6 separate regions of the Homo sapiens genome follow, and regions 1, 3, 4, 5 and 6 are each linked to region 2. A link is a contact called in ENCODE Hi-C or POLR2A ChIA-PET data. All regions are on one chromosome and are shown on one strand. The core of a region is the stretch at or near the end of the contact, and the rest is flanking DNA. Distances in the headings are between cores, read along the strand shown.

Region 1 (2,700 bases), core at 181-2,680, 160 kb before region 2:
TTGAACAAATCATCCAAAGAATTTGGACCTTACATAGGAAGTAAGCAGTACCCAACATGTAATTAACAGCAACTTCAACAGTAGTATTTTTTTCTTTAACGTATCACTACTACTTATCAGATAACTTTTTTTTTTTTTTTTTTGAGTCAGAATTTTGCTCTTGTTGCCCAGGCTGGAGTGCAATGGCACAATCTCTGCTCACCGCAATCTCTGCCTCCCAAGTTCAAGCGATTCTCCTGCCTCAGCCTCCCGAGTAGCTGGGATTACAGACATATGCCACCATGCTCAGCTAATTTTGTGTTTTTAGTAGAGACAAATTTTCTCCATGTTGGTCAGGCTGGTCTCAAACTCCCAAACTCAGGTGATCTGCTCGACTCAGCCTCCCAAAGTGCCGGGATTACAGGCGTAAGCTACCAAGCCTGACCTATGGGGTGCCTTTTTAACCAGGAGCAGACTACATCAGTATGTAATTAAAGCTACAACCTTATAAGTGCTTCCAATTAATTGTCTCCAAAAGCAATTTCTACATAGCCCAATTGTGAAAATCAAAGGTACCTGGCTGAAATATTTCCTGGGACACAGTAGGCAAATTTGTTTTAAATTTGGTACAGACAAACTGAGTTGTATATTTACAATGTGAACTAACTGCTATCACTTGAAACTTAAATTTATCACATTATTTAGACAGACATAATTAGTAGAACTCTTCTTTGGAGGTTGAATGCTCCCGGTGATAGTCATGTATGCATCTAGAAAGCCCAGGAAGTAGACTTCTGCCAGATGACAGCCATCTGGTGGCCCTTTGGTAAAATGATGCCTGTTTTTACATCACTGCCCTTTTAACCAAGAAAGCTACTTGAGACATCTTGAATTGGAGGAAGGGTCCACAATGCATCGAGTAAGTATTTCCTAGTGCAGGCCAGGATGGCTCTTTTAAAAACCAACTTTATGTCTCAGAACAGTTTAGATTTACAGAAAAATTGTGAAAATAGCACAGAGTTCCCATGTACCATGTGCCCAGGTTCTCCTATTATTAACATCTTACATTTTGCGGTATACTTATTAGCACTAAAGAAACAAAATTGATGCAGTGTCAATAACTACAGTCCATACTTTTGTTCCCATTTCTTTAGTTCTCACCTAAGGTCCTCTTTCTGTCTCGGATTCCATTTTGGATGCGAATGGAAATTGGATGTGTCCTTAGACTCCTCGTGGCCGTGGCAGTTTATCAGGCTTTCCTTGCTTTCAGTGACCTGAACAGTCAATTTCGGGAGTACCAGTCGGATATTTTGTAGAATGTCCCTTTATTGGGATTTGTCTGATGTTTTTCTCATGACTAGACTGTGGTCATGGATTCTGGGGAGAAAGTCACAGATTCCACAGATGCCATTTTCATCACATCATATCAAGGATAACATAGCATCAACATGACTTGTCACTGTGCTGGTGATCTTGAGCACCCGGTTGAGGTACTGTTTGTAAGGTTTCCCCACTGTAAAGTTACTCTTTTGCTTCTTCCCAGACTATACTCTTTGGAAGGAAGTTACTATACACAGCCTCAATTAAGGAATTGGGAGTTACATTCCATCTCCTTGAGGCCAGAGTATCTCCACAAAATATGGAATTTTTCTGCTTGGGAGATTTGTCTCTTTTATACTATTTATTTATTCAATCATTTATTTATAACATGGACTCATGGATATTTATTTTGTATTTTGAGATATAATCCAAATGCTTATTTATTTATTTTATTTGTCAAATTGTTCCAGCTTTGGCCATTGGGAGCTCTTTCAGTTGGCTCCTGTGTTCCTTTGAATATAGTCTCATCATTGTAAGTTTTGGCCTTTGTTTTGTTTTAGAACTTGCTTATTTTCTGGCTCTACAGGGTGCCCTAGGTTCATCTTGTATATTTTTTTGCTCCAGCCCTAGAATCATTCGTGTCTCCAAGAATCCCTGGTTCTTTTTATTGGATAATGGCCTTGGAAATCAACACCTGGGCACCAAGTATGCTTGCTGCTAATAAGATATTAGGGTGCTATTTTGATGTTCAAGTACAAGTTTGTTCTCATCTTCCTAGAGATTTTCACAGACCCATTTCTCTTTTCCTACTAAATTCACAGCCTGCCCCTCATCCGCTCGGTAAACTCCACCGTCTTCTCTTAGCTATTCATTATCTGCAACTCCTTCAGGACCAAAGCAGCGTTAGAAAAAGCCACCAGAAAAATGAACTCCTTCAGGAACTTGTGTCTCTTAGAACTGATCAGTAGGTATCCCTAGAGAAAATCTGATCCCTTTCCTACCTCTAGGCAGGTGTTTCAGTTCTGATGCACCTTTTAGCTCCTTTTAGCTGCACAATCAGGTATCTACCCTTTAAGAAAGAGGACCCTTTCTTAATAACCAGAAACTCAGCTCAAAATAAATAATAAGGAAATAAAACAATAAGCAAGTATTCTTATAAATGCTCAATAATAAATATGACTAACTACCCATTTCCCTCATAAAGCATTTTAAATGTAAAAGAAAATGTTCTGAATTTCTTTCCTCTGTTGATCAGGCAGCACAGAATCTGCTGCTTGTGTTTTGATGTACTCTGATCTGGGAACCTGTCTGATTAAAGCTATGTTCCCATCCTGCAGAGTTAAGGGCATTCATTGGAAATAATGTATTTTAATGACCAATGAGCAGATGCTATTATCCTGA
Region 2 (2,700 bases), core at 181-2,680:
AAAATGCAATTTGCTCAGCTTATAAATATTGGCTATTTAATTAACATTGTTTGTGACAATGACATATTTTTCTTATATAGATGATGAGAGAAAGTTCTTTGAAAAATTGCATAGCTATTGTTCTTGAGTAAGTTGCTAAGAGCATTTTACCACCAAGAATAGAGCTAAAGAAAATTGGCTTTGCCTTGTCTGAAGACCATGACTTCTACCTTGGGAACATGTGCACCGAAATGAATACAGCCTCCTCTATGTGTTCACGGGAGGGGATCGTGGGTGGGGAGGTGCAGTGATTCTCAGAACGGCCCTTGTAATTTAAACCTAAGTACCAATATCTCTATGTCAGAAGCAAGGAAATAGACCAAAGCATTAAATGACTAGTTTCAAAATATGCACTTAACCAGCTCTAATGCTGAGAGGAAAATCTTCACTTTTATAATTTTTTTGTATATCCAAGTAAATATGTATAACAACTTTCTCCTAAGACATTTCCCCCTTTTGGTTCTAGAGACCAAAAAAATTGTTGTCTATGTTTCTAAACTTTTTTTCAAGGACTTCACACTTTTAAATTCAAGTTGAATACCCGTTATCTGAAATGCTTGGGACCAGAAGTGTTTCAGATTTTGGATACTTTTGGGTTTTCGAATATTTGACTATATACCTTGAGATATATCAGGGATGGGACCTAAGTCTGAACAAAAAATTCATTTATGTTTCATATACACCTTATAAACATTGCCTAAAGATAATTTTATACAATATTTTAAATAATCTTAAGCACGAAACAAACTTTTGACTGTGTTTTGACCGCAACTCATCACACGAGGTGAGGTGTGGAATTTTCTACATGTGGCGCGATGTCAGTGCTCAAAACATTCAGATTTTGGAGGATTTTAGATTTTGGAGTTTGAGATTACAGGTGTTCAACCTTTGTATCAAACACAACCAATTTATTAACAAAGCAGGTACAAAGTACAACACACTTATGCCCCTAACTTTTGAAGAAAAGCAAAAAAGATTAGTAGGTAAAAGTTGTTTTTCTCTCCCACAAATCATCTTTGCTACTCACACACACATATACTTTGCAAGTGTTTCCAAATCTCTGAAAACTTCACATCTCTTGTCTCAAGCTCTAGGTATGTACCTGCCTACCATAGTGTGGTGTCAAAGGGAAGGTGTCTGAGCAAACTTATTGATCTTAACCTTTTCTTCTCCACCTATGGCAGAAGCCACAAATACCTTATGTAAAGGGCTTGCAGCTGTGCCCTGTGAAGGAGCACTCCCTCCAGACTGGGCATGCGTCCTGGCCTCTGTTTGGAATGCTCTCTTTCTGCCTCAGTTTCCTTCCTGATGTATATATATAGACTCAGCCTCTCTGCCCAAGTCTTCTATGATGACAGCTCACTAGGCAGGCAGCGTGGATCTATGTTCCAGTCTCCTCTTGCAGATCAGATACCACCTCTGAGATCCTTCTCTGCTCCTCACTGACCAAACTCAAGGAACAGATCTTCCCTGCCCAGGTCTCCAGGACCCCAACCTACCCACTTCTAGGAGAGAATTCACACAGGGTAAGTTAAGAACACTTATAGCAAGGGATAAATCCTCCCTGCCCCTCGCATGGTGTGCCTTAACATTTAGCCCTAACCACAGGGATACAGAATAGCCCCTTCTGCAAAACTGAACTGGAAAATTGGATCCACATATAAAAAAGGAGGTTGTTCTGGCTAATTGATTAGTAAGGCCCCTGTAGCTCGTCCAGTTACATATATTCATGTCCAGCTTGTCACACTGTCTGGCTGACTAATTTGGCCTACAGACTCCCCAAACATGAGATTCTAATGACTCACCTAAAGTTTTAATATTCAGAAAACTGGGCCTTCTCCTTGGAAAGTTGTTCCGATGAGCAGGAATGTTAATCTGTGAGTGTAAGTACTGCCTTCACCTCTGGACGTGTCTGTGTGGTATGTGCCAAAGAGACAGAACTCAGCACAGATGGTGACTCCTGAATCATTAACTTCAGGCAGCTGCGTTCCGTGGCTGTACAGCTCCGTGGCAGCACAGGCACCAGGAGCCCACAGATTATCACGATAAACAGTACAAGACCTCTTGCAGGTCGTAGGCCATGGAGCACATGTTTAACTTCTTTGGGGAAAAAAATAATTCGCTGGCAAAAAAAAAAAACCCAGAATATTTGCCAAACACCTCATTTCCTGCTCTATAACCAGATGGTTATGAATCATGTGAAATATCCCTTCCACCTCCATGAACAAATATTCGTGTTATTTACAAACTAGTAGTACATTTGTGACTGCACATACATGCTTAACAAATTTCTAGGCCGTGGAATGTATTTCTCAAGTATATGGGAAAATCTATAACATGAAAATCTTTATCTTCCCAGGCTTTCTGAATAATGTGTATTAAACAGTTGTTGACGACCTAACAAAAGTTACTGGGTCTTGGAGTGTGAGACAGATCACTATTTTGGAGAAAGGATGTTATATGAAGCAGGAACTACATTTTTTCACTGTGGTTTCACCCTTTTATTTAGAAACAACAATAAACATTTTTGTTACGGCTTTGAAAAGAGAAAATAAATCCCTTTTTGTTATGGCTTTGAAAAGAGAAAATACATGCCTTTTTGGAAGAGAGAAAGAGAAAAGGCAGGAAGGAAGGGAAAGAAGGAAGGGGAGATTGGATGGA
Region 3 (2,772 bases), core at 7-2,506, 180 kb before region 2:
TAGACATGAAAACTGAAGAATGGGTCAAGGGATAACATGCTGAGGGTCAAAGAGAAGATGAAGAACGTGAGCTTAGGGGTGCAGGGGAGTACAAGGTGATATCCACTCATGGGGGACCAAAAGAGAAGCTCTGTCACAGAAGGAGGTCGCATATTGAAGTTCACAGGATAAAAATAAAAATTTAAAGCATTCTGCTTCAAAAGAAGAGATGAGATAGGCATGCCCGAGTTCAGAAGACAGAGGAGGTTTCAGTCAGCGTGAACTGCCTGGGCAAACTACGTTATGTTGAATGCTTTTAAAGGACTCTTCTTTCTCTATGTTGTCATGCCCTCCCAGGGGATCTAAGAGACCCATCAGATCCCCTGGCCTGTGCTTTCCACTTCAATTCCCTGTTCCCACCACACTGGGCTTACTGTCTGTAAGGCTATAGGAATGTGGAGAAACCCAGAAGCAGGAAACAGGGTGAGAATGCCTTCTTTGATGTCGGCACTTAAGTTTGCTTTGTGATTCCTCGTGCCTTGTGCCTCTAGTTTCTGCAGACTCTGTGGGCTCTGGTCTCAGATCCTCTTCCTGTAGCCCACTCTCCTGGGTGTCGGGTGCCAGGGCTGCTCTGGTTCTTGATTGTTCAGGCTGCCCTTTGCCTCAGGTCTGCGACCCTCTCTTCTCCACTGCCGACCACAGGCTCAGGCTGGACTTGCTCTATTCTGGCTCCTGGCTACAACCATTTGCTGCCAGTGGCCTGGTGCTGATGGGGTCTCCACCTACTTTCTCAAAGAATGTGGGACTATACTAGAAACTGTCTGCAATAAGGTAGCATTTGTCCCATTTGGGAATACCTGCTAATCTGTTCATGTTTATAAAGATGCAGCTCATGGCCCATGAGCTCTTGCCAGCCATGACAGAAAGAAAAGGAGACACGGAGAGTTCCAGCCATCTGCAAACGTAAAACAAGGCAGAAACACAGTGCATTCTCAAATACAGCTGAAAGCACTGCAGCGTAGGCAGCTGAATCCCATTAAGAAATCATGCGAAATCTCTGTATTCCTGCCATTGTGACGAAGAAGAAAAAAAATCTCTAAGGATTTCAAAAAGAAAACATTTATGACCAGCAGACTTAAAGTTCTACAATATCTCACGAAAACAGAAAACAGTCACACACACTCCTCTGACACTTTCTAACGGCCCTTACCTAGGGAGACTCCAGAAGGGAATTTCCACTTAGCTCAACCAAGGAGCATCTGCATCTGCAGGAGAAAGTCAGAGCCAGGTGGCCCCCTCCGCTGATGCAAGATCCAAAGTCCTGATGTTCAGGGAGCACAGACAAGGCTCTCTTTATATTCACAGCCCATCTTTGTAAAGGTTATTTCATGTCGATAGATAAGTTGGAATTACTTATCTGCCTTAATTCCTTTCTCCCCAGTTTTTAATTCAGACTGCCTCTGGATCTTAAAGTTAAAATGTAAGCCATATTTTAAAATTAAATAACAAATTGAATCTTAAAATTCAAATTTAAGCCATTCTCAGCAATGAAAGAGGATTGATAATGTTCCTAGTAGCCATTTTGAGTGACTGGTGGGGCATCATCTCTCTAGGCATAAAAGTGGTCTTTCAATAGGCTCCATGCTGTGATAAAAAAGGCCAAACTGCTCTTACATGAGAGCAACACATTTACTTTGTATTTCTTTATTATCCTTTTAAAAATTTATTTTATTTTTAATTTTTATGGGTACATACTATGTGTATATATTTATAGGGCACATAAGATATTTTGATACAGGCATGCAATGTGTAGTAATCACACCAGGGTAAATGGGGCATTCATCACCTCAAGCATTTATACTTTCTTTGTGTTACAAACCATCCAATTATATTCTTTTAGTTATTTTAAAGTATACAATAAATCACTGTTGATCAGAATCGCCCTGTTGTACTATCAAATATTAGCTCTTATTCATTCTATCTAACTATATTTTTGTACCCATTAACCATTCCCACTTCCCCCACCCCACCCACTACCCTTCCCAACCTCTGGTAACCATCATTCTACTCTCTATACCCATGAGTTCAATTGTTTTAATTTTTAGCTCCCATAAATGAGTGAGGACATGTGAAGTTTGTCTTCCTGTGCCTGGCTTGTTTTATGTAACATAATGTCCTCAGGTTCTGTCCATGTTGTTGCAAATAACAGGATCTCATTCTCTTTTATGGCTCAGTAGTACTCCGTTGTGCATACATACCACATTTTCTTTATCCATTTGTCTCATGATGGACACTTGTATTTTAATAATTCAAAATGAATATAAATCTCAAAAAAGAAGACTTCTTATCAGGGTAGCTTTAAAGGCTCTGTGGATAGAGTCTATTTTTGCATGTGCCCTGATCTATGCTTGGAAAACCATGGTCCAGTAAATTCCAGGGCACAACCAGAAGAGACTAGAAAGGTTGAGCAATGAGAGGGAGAGCCTATTGCACCCTTCACTCTGAAAAGGTGGTGGCTAAGGTCAGAGAGGATTGATGTTTACAAAACCATAAGGGCTGGGCAGGGCTGGCAGGGCAAGCACAGGAAGACCTTCCCAAGGGTTAATCAAAGGTGGCTTTAGCACAAATAAAAGGAAGCATGAAGTCACCCTGTGGCTAGCAATTCTATGAAAACTGTTACCCAAGAGATGCTTCATAGAAAATAAAAAAATAGGTTGAAGAGGGTGATGAATTTAGTAATAACTAATTATTATGGGATTCTGGAAATGCCTCCTAGAAAGCAATCTTGTCTCG
Region 4 (2,700 bases), core at 164-2,663, 240 kb before region 2:
TAACAGCACATCATGAAATAGGTACCATCATAATTCCTATTTTACAAATAATGAAACCAGAAAACAGACAAGTTACCCAAAGTTAGTAGCTTATTAATAGTGGAGTTTAATAATAATAATTATTTTTTTTTTTTGAGATGGAGTCTTGCTCTGTCACCCAGGCTGGAGTGCAGTGGCGCAATCTCAGCTCGCTGCAAGCTCCGCCTACCGGGTTCACGCCATTCTCCTGCCTCAGCCTCCCGATTAGCTGGGACTACAGGCGCCTGCCACGACGCCCGGCTAATTTTTTGTATTTTTAGTAGAGACAGGGTTTCACCGTGTTGGTCAGCATGGTCTCGATCTCCTGACCTCGTGATCCGCCCGCCTCAGTCTCCCAAAGTGCTGGGATGTAATAATTATTTTTGTGTGTGAACTCGGCAGAGAAGTATGTAAATAATTTTTTAAAAAACAAAGGAAAAGAAAAGTCCTGTGGCAAAAAATGGGAACACCTAGTTTTAATAAAAAAAAAAAATCCTGACACTTGAAGTGTCCACTTTCTTAGCAGAGAGTGGCTGATTTTCGGACAGCAAAAACTATGTATCAGAAAACCGGGAGAAGAACCCAAGATATGTCCCTGCTCAAACTGATTCAAACTTAGATATGTATATGGAACAGGAAGGACTGGGAACAAAATTCTTAGCCCATTTCTAGTGGGTAGAACATTTAAAAATAATTACAAGGAATTATGTGAGGTCATTTGGCAAGAAGGAGTCAATAGGGCAGTGTTGGATGACACCTCTTCCATTCCAACAGTGTAAGCTCTACTGTGTCTTAAATTGATCAGACTAAAAAAGAATGATCAAAGTTCTCAGATAGGTTGCTACACCCCTCTACATTCCATCTGCAACTCAGCTTTTGTCCTTCAAGTTTCTAATTGCTTCATTTGAGCCATACACTCAGTATAAAGGAGAAAGTTGGACAATCTGGGTCACAAATGGGGAGCTGACTGACAGTCCCCTGGAATCACCTTTGCCTTCAGTCCCTATCATTGCGGGAGCCAGGTTGTAAAATCTAGCATGGAACAAGAGGCTCATCTGTCAGCTGTGGCTCCCGGAGCAGTAGCCCGGCAGTAAGTGTCTCCAGGAGGAATGTGAACAATGCGGAACCACCCACATCTGGAGGCTCCCAGTCTCAATGGAGTAGTAGGGACAGAGTTACTGTTTGCACTGGCATTGGGGATTGGCACTATGCTATCCGCTCTCACTCAGCTTATTACCCATGGAAGGAATTTGGCAAACTTTTTTTTTTAAGACAAGGTCTTGCTCTGTCATCCAGGCTGGAATACAGTGGTGTGATCATAGCTCTCTGCAACCTCAAACTCCTGGACTCGTGATCCCCCCACCTCAGCCTTCCAAGTAGTGACGACTACAGGCTTATGCAACCACACTCAACTAATTTTGTAAATTTTTGTAGACACAAGGGTTCACTGTGTTGTCCAGGCTGGTCCTGGTCTCAAACTCCTGGGCTGAAGCCATCCTTCCACCTTGGCCTCCCAAAGTGCTGGTATTACAGGCGTGAGCCACCACGCTTGGCAGACTTTATTTCTTAAAGATTGCCGTCTTACTCAGCATCTTGGAGAACTCACAAATAAATGTCCCTGAGTTTCGAGACAAGCCAGCCATTAAAATCTTTTAGGGGGATCCAGAGAAGATGAGTTAAATTGGAATGGACTTGAAAAAACTGATTTAGTTGGATTTATGGATCACAGTCATGAAAAGGTAAAGATACCAACTTGTTTTGTGAATTTAATCTTTATTCCTTACTTTTTTGCCCCTACTGTTTGTAATTCCTACTTTATAATGAAATCCTTCTTGTGACTTATAGAAATTAACTGGGGAAAATGTTTTTCTGTTCTCCATTTCCTTTAAGTTTGTTTTTAGATACACTGCATTGCAAGTATGTGTGGTACAGTAAAATGTTGCTAATTGTATCTGCGCTGATAAGATGCCATTTGCTCTAGGTCAGTTTCCTACCCCCTCCCCCAACTATTCCTAGCCAGTGGTAGCATGCTTCTTACTTCCAAATATATGTGTGTGTGTGTGTGTGTGTGTGTGTGTGTGTGTGCCTGTGTGTATCAACAATGTGATCCTAAAATAAAAGAATGACATATATTTGACATTATTTACATACTAAATATGGGAGCACATAAATCAATTACAGAATAAAATCAATTTTTCAAGGATTTTGATGTAATGGTTTTTATTCAAAATGTTTCTTCCTTTCCTTAGGTAGAATTTTCTGCCAATTATTTTAAAGAAAAATGAAGATTTATTTTTTAAATGTGAAATGCAGTTTTTTTCTCTTTTTTGAGACAGGGTCACGCTCCGTCACCCAGGCTGGAGTGCAGTGGCAGGATTACAACTCACTGCAGCCTTGACCTCCCAGGCTCAAGCAATCCTCCCACTTCAGCCTCCCACGTAGTTGGAACTATAGGTGTACACCACCATGCCCAGCTAATTATTATTATTTGTAGAGACAGGGTCTCCCTGTGTTGCCCAGACTGGTCTCAAACTCCTGGGCTTAAGCCATCCTCCCACCTCAACCTCCCAAAGTGCTGGGATTACAGGCATGAGCCACTGTGCCCAGCCTACAATTACTATTTACTTAAAATGTTTATTAATGTGAGAAAATGTTTCAGAATGAATCTGGTCTTTTTTCTCT
Region 5 (2,700 bases), core at 115-2,614, 200 kb before region 2:
ACCCTTCTCTGAGGTCTCATAGAAAGGTGGTCTCGGGAAACTAAAACAAGCTTTGACCCAGGGGCTGCCAGCCAGCAGGTTTTCTCTTGTGGCAGTGTTTGCTTGCCATTCATCCAACCCTGACCAGAGGCTTCAAAAGCTGGAGCTCAGCTCTACCCAAAGCATAGTGGATGCTGGGGGACAGGTCTGCCCATGAAATGCCAGGAAACCCCAGAGCTAGGAGAGGTAGCTTAAAGGTCAACATCTGGGCATCAGGGTGCTTCTTAAAGCAAGTGGTGAAAAACACATCTTACCTCTATGTTCTAAAAATTGCTGCCCAAAAATCTTTGTCTTTAGTCACCCAATTTTCATTTCAAAGCCAAGTGCTAATAGGATATTAAAATAATATGCATATTACTAACCCAGGCTATGGGCAACTGCTGCTTGCTGCAAGCCCTTGACATTGCCTCCCTGTATCTAACCATGGTTCTGCTTAGTCTGGCTTCCTGCCTTTGGCAATGGCCAGGGTTTGATTGTTCAGAGAAAGGCAAATTGCCTAGTTAATTAAAATCTGTACTTTTAAAAACATTTTTCTCTTATATTGCCAGGCGAAGTTAAATGGGTACAACTTTCTTTTGAAAAGGCCAAAAATAAATTCTGGGCTTAAACATTGTAGATGAAATTGCTGCCTTAAATTCTAAGTTGCAGAAAAATAAAGGCTTATCATGAAAATTGTTATTTAGCTGTAACTGTGGGGGTGTAGGTACAAAGGGATTATTAACCTCCTTTATAAATGGGTATGTCAGGAACTTTGAAGGAAGACCCAGAGTTTAGTGGCCAAATGCCAGTGTGTGTTAAATATTCACAGTGAACTCTTCTCCCTTTGGTAATTGTAATTCTACGTCTGTTTCTAGCCTTTCTCACCTTGGTTATAGCACTCTGCTAGGGTCACATGGATTTCCAAAATCAACTGCAAGGGAGTATTCTGAATTCCTGTTGATAAATAAATTATGTTCCAATTACTGGTGCTTTTCTGAAATGTTACTCAATGAAGGGAAAAAAATTAAGCTCCTGAGCTCAGCATATCTTATTTTGCTATCGACCGTATTTCTGTGTCTGTGTTCAAGTAACTAACTCCTCTTGGCAACTCAAAGGAGAGCTTTAGGTAAACAAGTCAAACTATCTTCTTGTTTATACCTTTTTTGGAGAAAAAGTGAGAGTGCTGTAATTTTAAAAAAATTAGAACAGTAACAATGTCATCTTGAATTTACAAAGTGCAGGAGTTCTCAGATCTGTGATTTCAAGTCTTCCAACAACTCTTTTTGGGTGGGAGTAGTCAGGAGTCTGTGCTGTGGTTGAAGCCCAGGTTGGCCGTCGGGAGCTGAAATAGAGGCCAGGACTCCTGGCTCCCCGTCCAGACTCTGAGGACCCAGGAGCCTCCATGGGTACACTCAGAGGCCACACTAGATGCAAAAAGAACCATTTACAGAGAAGTGAGAGGTTCTCAAAGGTATGTGTTTCAGCATTTAACAAGGAATTTTACCTGGGGGGTGGTATTCATTCAGAACCTGGCTACAAAGCTTGAAGAAAAAAGAGCCAGAACTAAGGAAACCTGTGCCTGCCTTAGAAAGGCAATGAGAAGTCTGTTTGTGTCTTTTGCCCACTTTTTAATGAGGTTAATTGCTTTTTGCTTGTTCAATTGTTTAGGTTTCTCATGAATTCTAGATATTAGACCTTTGCTGGATATATAGCTTGCAAATATTTTCTCCCATTTCATAGGTTGTCTGTTTACTCTGTTGATTGTTTCTTTTGTTGTGCAGAAGTTCTTCAGTTTAATTAGGTCCTATTTGCCAATTTTTGTTTTTGTTGCAATTGCTTTTGAGAACTTAGTCATAAATTCTTTCCCAAGGTCAATGCCCAGAATGGTGTCTCCTAAGTTTTCTTCTGGAATTCTTATACTTTGTGGCCTTATGTTTAAATCTTTAATCCATCTTGAGTTAATTTTTGTATATGGTGAAAGGGAGGGGATCAGTTTCATTCTTCTGCATATGGATAGCTAGCTATCCCAGCACCATTTATTGAATAAGAAGTCCTTTTCCCATTGCTTATTTTTGTCAACTTTGTTGAAGATCAGATGACATATAAGCAGCCAACAAACATAGAAAAAATGCTCAACATCATAATAATCAGAGAAATGCAAAGCAAAACCACAATGAAATACCACCTCACACCAGTCAGAATGGCTATTACTAAAAAAAAAAAAAAAAAAAAAAAAAAAGACAGATACTGGCAAGGCTGCTGAGAAAAGTGAATGCTTATACACTGCTGGTGGGAATGTAAATTAGTCCAGCCACCGTGGAAAGCAGTTTGGAGATTTCTTAAAGAACTTAAAACAGAGCTACATTTGACCCTGTAATACCATTACTGGGTATTTATCCAAAAGAAAATAAATCATTTTACCAAAAAGACACATGCACTTGTATGTTCAGTGCAGCACTATTCACAATAGCAAAGACAGAATTAACCTAGGTGCCCATCAGCAGTGGATTGGATAAAGAAAATGTGTTATATATACACCATGGAATACTACACAGCCATAAGAATAATGAAATAATGTTATTTGAGAAACATGGATGCAACCTAAGTGAAGTAACCCAGAGATAGAAAACCAAATACCACATGTTCTCACTGATAAGTGGGAGCTAAACACTGGGTACTCAT
Region 6 (2,757 bases), core at 178-2,677, 140 kb before region 2:
ATGGGCATGTAGTCCCAGCTACTCAGGAGGCTGAGGTGGGAGGATCACTTGAGCCAAGGAGGTGAGGCTGCAGTGATTCATGATTACACTAACACACCCTAGCTTGGAAAACAGGGTGAGACCCTGTTTCTCTCTCTCTCTCTCTATATATATATATATATATAAAATATATATATAATATAATGCAATATAATATAATATATATATGGGCAAGGATTTGCATAGACATTTTACCATAGGAGAATAAACAGATGACAAGATGTGTTTAATGATAAGGTCAATAAACACATGATAAGATGATCAACATCATTATTCACAAAAGAAACACAAATCAGACCCACTTCATATCCACCAGGAAAGCTTAAAATAAAAAAATCAGACAATAATAAGTGTAGACAAGGATGTGGATAAATTGGAACCCTCATACCTTGCTGGTGGGATTGTTAGGTGGAGCAGCCACTTTGGGAAAGTTTGTCAGTGTTTCAAAACATATAACCCAGCAATTTCACTCCAAGAGAATTAAAAACATGTATCCACACAAAGATATGTGCATGAATGTTTATAGCAACGTTACTCATAGTAACCAAACAATGGAAACAACCCAAATGTGCATCACCTGGTGAATGGATCAACAAAATGTGGTATATCCACATCGTGGAATATTATTTGGCCATAAAAAGGAACACAGTGCTAATATATGCCACAACATGGATAATCCTTGAAAATATTTTGCCAAGTGAAAGAAGCCAGTCTCAAAAGACTATACATATTCCATGTCCATAATAGGCAAATCTGTGGAGATAGAAAGTAGAAATGTCCAGAATAGGCAAATCTATAGAGCAGAAAATAGATTATTGGTTGTTTAGGGATGGGGTGAGGGGAGAATAGGATTATGATTGGTAAACAGTATAGGGTTTCTTTTTGAGGTGGTAAAAGTGTTCTAAAATTGATTGTGTGATGGTTGTACGTACTGTGAATATATTTTAAAAACCACTGTATTATATACTTTAAAGGGACAAATTTTATGTGTGTAAATTATATTTCAATAAGCTATTTTTTTTAAGTGGGGCTAGAAAGGTTTGAGGACCCTGGAAGCCATGAGAGTACTGAGTTTCCCTGATTTCAATCAAAAGATGACTGAATAGGCTCAAAATGTCCTTGTAGCTCCCTGAGCATTAGAAGAGAAAACTGCAAAATATCTGAGTAGTTCACTTTTGGTGGGGAATGTGGGTGAACTGCTCACTGCTCTTCCCTTTCCCTGAAAGTCTTTATCTCCTCTTGAATCTCACCTTGGGTCAACAATACATCTAATTGAGCGGCTGCCCCGGGGCCCTGCGTTCTCCACTGGAGAGTACCTGGCACATACTTCTAGTCCTATCTGGACTCTGGTTCCTCTGCCTGGCTCATCAGCTTTTTGTAAAACAAGCAGGAAAGCATAACCTTTGGGGTCACACAAATGACTCTGCTGCACAGCTGAAGTGCAGGCCTTTGTCCAACTGCTTCCTGCCCGACTTCCTGTGGTAGCAGATATTGATTTTTCTCATGACAAAGCAATTATTTACCTGTTCTGGAAGGCTGGGAATTTTAATCCCCAGTTTTAGAGGAGGGAAAGTGACACTGGCAACCTCTTTAAGTAGAATGTTATAGAAGGAAAAGCTAAATAGTGTGACAGCTGTCTGGGCAAAGAAGAGAGAGACGGTGATATTTACATAGACCTGATAGGTATTGAAAATAGGAAAGGTAGAAAGAATGTTTTAAAAGGAAAACTTCTAGGATTGTATCCAAAAGAAACAACTTCCTATAGCTAGGCTCTAAGCCCTTGTCCAATAAAAAAATCAACCATCATAAGAAACAACTCAATCTCCAATCATGCAGCACTGTTGTAATTAAGCTTTGAGGACTGGTGACTACATCACACATTACCATGGGTAGAGTGACAAAATCTTTCCTCCCTGTAATAGTGATATTATATGGGTAAAAGCTGCTTATGTGGAAGAAGTTGGTTTAAGCATGTGGTTCGAGAAAACATAACCAGTTAGTAGACTTTAGAATGAATTGAGATCTACAGCCGTTTGAACTATGTGGATGGCTGTCCCTACAGGCAGACAGGAGCAGGGTGAGTTCCCTGTGTACCCCCACCCTCCATAGACTTGACTCCTTGGTTGTGCAAGGCACTGGCAGAGCTGCCCAGGCACATGCAACAACCAGTCAACCCAAGGCTGTGAATTAGGTCCTTTCCCCACCCACCTAGAAGCTGCAATTCTGCTGTTCCCCAAAAGACTTTCTTCCTATTGGTCTTACTATAATTGAAAGAGATAAAAGGATCCACATTGAAGAAAGTAGCCCACCAGGAAAACTGCAAGTGAGGGGAGTTATTGTCAGTGTGCAGTGACAAGAACTCACTAGGCACAACCTCAGCCAAGACCCAGAGACGCTCTCTGAAAGTGGAACAGGGGTGGCATCCTAGGAGGAAACAGGAAACCTGGGTCTAAGGGCCTGGCAATGTCATCTTGAGACCACGACATTTATTGATAGGGTTCAGAAGGGTATTTCTTTTTTACATTTATTGATAGGGTTCAGAAGGTATTTCCTTTTTAAAGGATGGCATTAGTAGCTATGACAAGCCTGGTAGAAATGTCTGAATGTGATTATTTCCCAGTTGCTGAATGAGTTGAAGATCATCAACATTTGGTGAGACTCAGTACTAGGTCAGGAATTATATAAAATGGAGAGTCAGCCGTAATCTCTATGCATTAG

Evidence for each region. Hi-C counts contacts between places; a loop is a spot of excess contacts on that map. ChIA-PET counts read pairs that join two places held with the same protein, here RNA polymerase II (POLR2A). Pooled maps may share reads with other maps.
Region 1: a loop to region 2 is called in a map of PC-3, with 5 times the contacts of the local background. The contact joins the enhancer-like site here to the promoter of LINC02310 in region 2. A Hi-C loop is called at or near these places in 9 of 168 maps with a recorded cell type or tissue (IMR-90, MCF 10A, PC-3 and 6 more) and 8 of 50 pooled maps. POLR2A ChIA-PET finds 5 or more read pairs at or near these places in 7 of 52 experiments (AG04449, AG04450, IMR-90 and 4 more).
Region 3: a loop to region 2 is called in a map of mammary epithelial cell, with 2.6 times the contacts of the local background. The contact joins the enhancer-like site here to the promoter of LINC02310 in region 2. A Hi-C loop is called at or near these places in 2 of 168 maps with a recorded cell type or tissue (endothelial cell of umbilical vein and mammary epithelial cell) and 2 of 50 pooled maps. POLR2A ChIA-PET finds 5 or more read pairs at or near these places in 4 of 52 experiments (A673, MCF 10A, PC-9 and 1 more).
Region 4: a loop to region 2 is called in a map of endothelial cell of umbilical vein, with 7 times the contacts of the local background. The contact joins the enhancer-like site here to the promoter of LINC02310 in region 2. A Hi-C loop is called at or near these places in 2 of 168 maps with a recorded cell type or tissue (PC-9 and endothelial cell of umbilical vein). POLR2A ChIA-PET finds 5 or more read pairs at or near these places in 2 of 52 experiments (MCF 10A and PC-9).
Region 5: POLR2A ChIA-PET joins it to region 2 with 23 read pairs in BJ. The contact joins the promoter of FRMD6-AS2 here to the promoter of LINC02310 in region 2. A Hi-C loop is called at or near these places in 1 of 168 maps with a recorded cell type or tissue (endothelial cell of umbilical vein) and 2 of 50 pooled maps. POLR2A ChIA-PET finds 5 or more read pairs at or near these places in 3 of 52 experiments (BJ, PC-9 and activated CD4-positive, alpha-beta T cell).
Region 6: a loop to region 2 is called in a map of PC-9, with 18 times the contacts of the local background. The contact joins the enhancer-like site here to the promoter of LINC02310 in region 2. A Hi-C loop is called at or near these places in 11 of 168 maps with a recorded cell type or tissue (Calu3, IMR-90, MCF 10A and 8 more) and 8 of 50 pooled maps. POLR2A ChIA-PET finds 5 or more read pairs at or near these places in 7 of 52 experiments (AG04449, AG04450, IMR-90 and 4 more).

Annotation. Positions count from the first base shown.
Region 1 is chr14:51,553,246-51,555,945 of GRCh38, reverse strand. The region is part of intron 2 of FRMD6-AS2 (FRMD6 antisense RNA 2); the gene reads left to right. It also overlaps a transcript of FRMD6 not described here. Among named protein-coding and RNA genes, the nearest start is that of FRMD6-AS2, 45 kb to the left of the region's middle. Within about 2 kb of position 1,430, at least 4 of the 41 ENCODE cell types and tissues checked have a DNase peak (open chromatin) inside an H3K27ac peak, as active enhancers do; they include IMR-90, PC-3, PC-9 and 1 more, where a contact is called at or near this core.
Region 2 is chr14:51,395,865-51,398,564 of GRCh38, reverse strand. LINC02310 (long intergenic non-protein coding RNA 2310) reads left to right here and starts at 1,430. Exons shown (of 4, transcript NR_146549.1): 1 at 1,430-1,565. It also overlaps a transcript of FRMD6 not described here. RefSeq lists enhancers at 1,582-2,700, 2,442-2,700.
Region 3 is chr14:51,573,919-51,576,690 of GRCh38, reverse strand. All of the region lies in intron 2 of FRMD6-AS2 (FRMD6 antisense RNA 2), which reads left to right. It also overlaps a transcript of FRMD6 not described here. Among named protein-coding and RNA genes, the nearest start is that of FRMD6-AS2, 25 kb to the left of the region's middle. Within about 2 kb of position 1,256, at least 2 of the 41 ENCODE cell types and tissues checked have a DNase peak (open chromatin) inside an H3K27ac peak, as active enhancers do.
Region 4 is chr14:51,636,869-51,639,568 of GRCh38, reverse strand. It overlaps a transcript of FRMD6 not described here. Among named protein-coding and RNA genes, the nearest start is that of FRMD6-AS1, 14 kb to the left of the region's middle. Within about 2 kb of position 1,413, at least 4 of the 41 ENCODE cell types and tissues checked have a DNase peak (open chromatin) inside an H3K27ac peak, as active enhancers do; they include endothelial cell of umbilical vein, where a contact is called at or near this core.
Region 5 is chr14:51,598,616-51,601,315 of GRCh38, reverse strand. FRMD6-AS2 (FRMD6 antisense RNA 2) reads left to right here and starts at 1,364. Exons shown (of 3, transcript NR_051990.1): 1 at 1,364-1,489. It also overlaps a transcript of FRMD6 not described here.
Region 6 is chr14:51,533,486-51,536,242 of GRCh38, reverse strand. The region is part of intron 2 of FRMD6-AS2 (FRMD6 antisense RNA 2); the gene reads left to right. It also overlaps a transcript of FRMD6 not described here. Among named protein-coding and RNA genes, the nearest start is that of FRMD6-AS2, 65 kb to the left of the region's middle. RefSeq lists enhancers at 1,298-1,592, 852-2,051. Within about 2 kb of position 1,427, at least 10 of the 41 ENCODE cell types and tissues checked have a DNase peak (open chromatin) inside an H3K27ac peak, as active enhancers do; they include PC-3, PC-9, Panc1 and 2 more, where a contact is called at or near this core.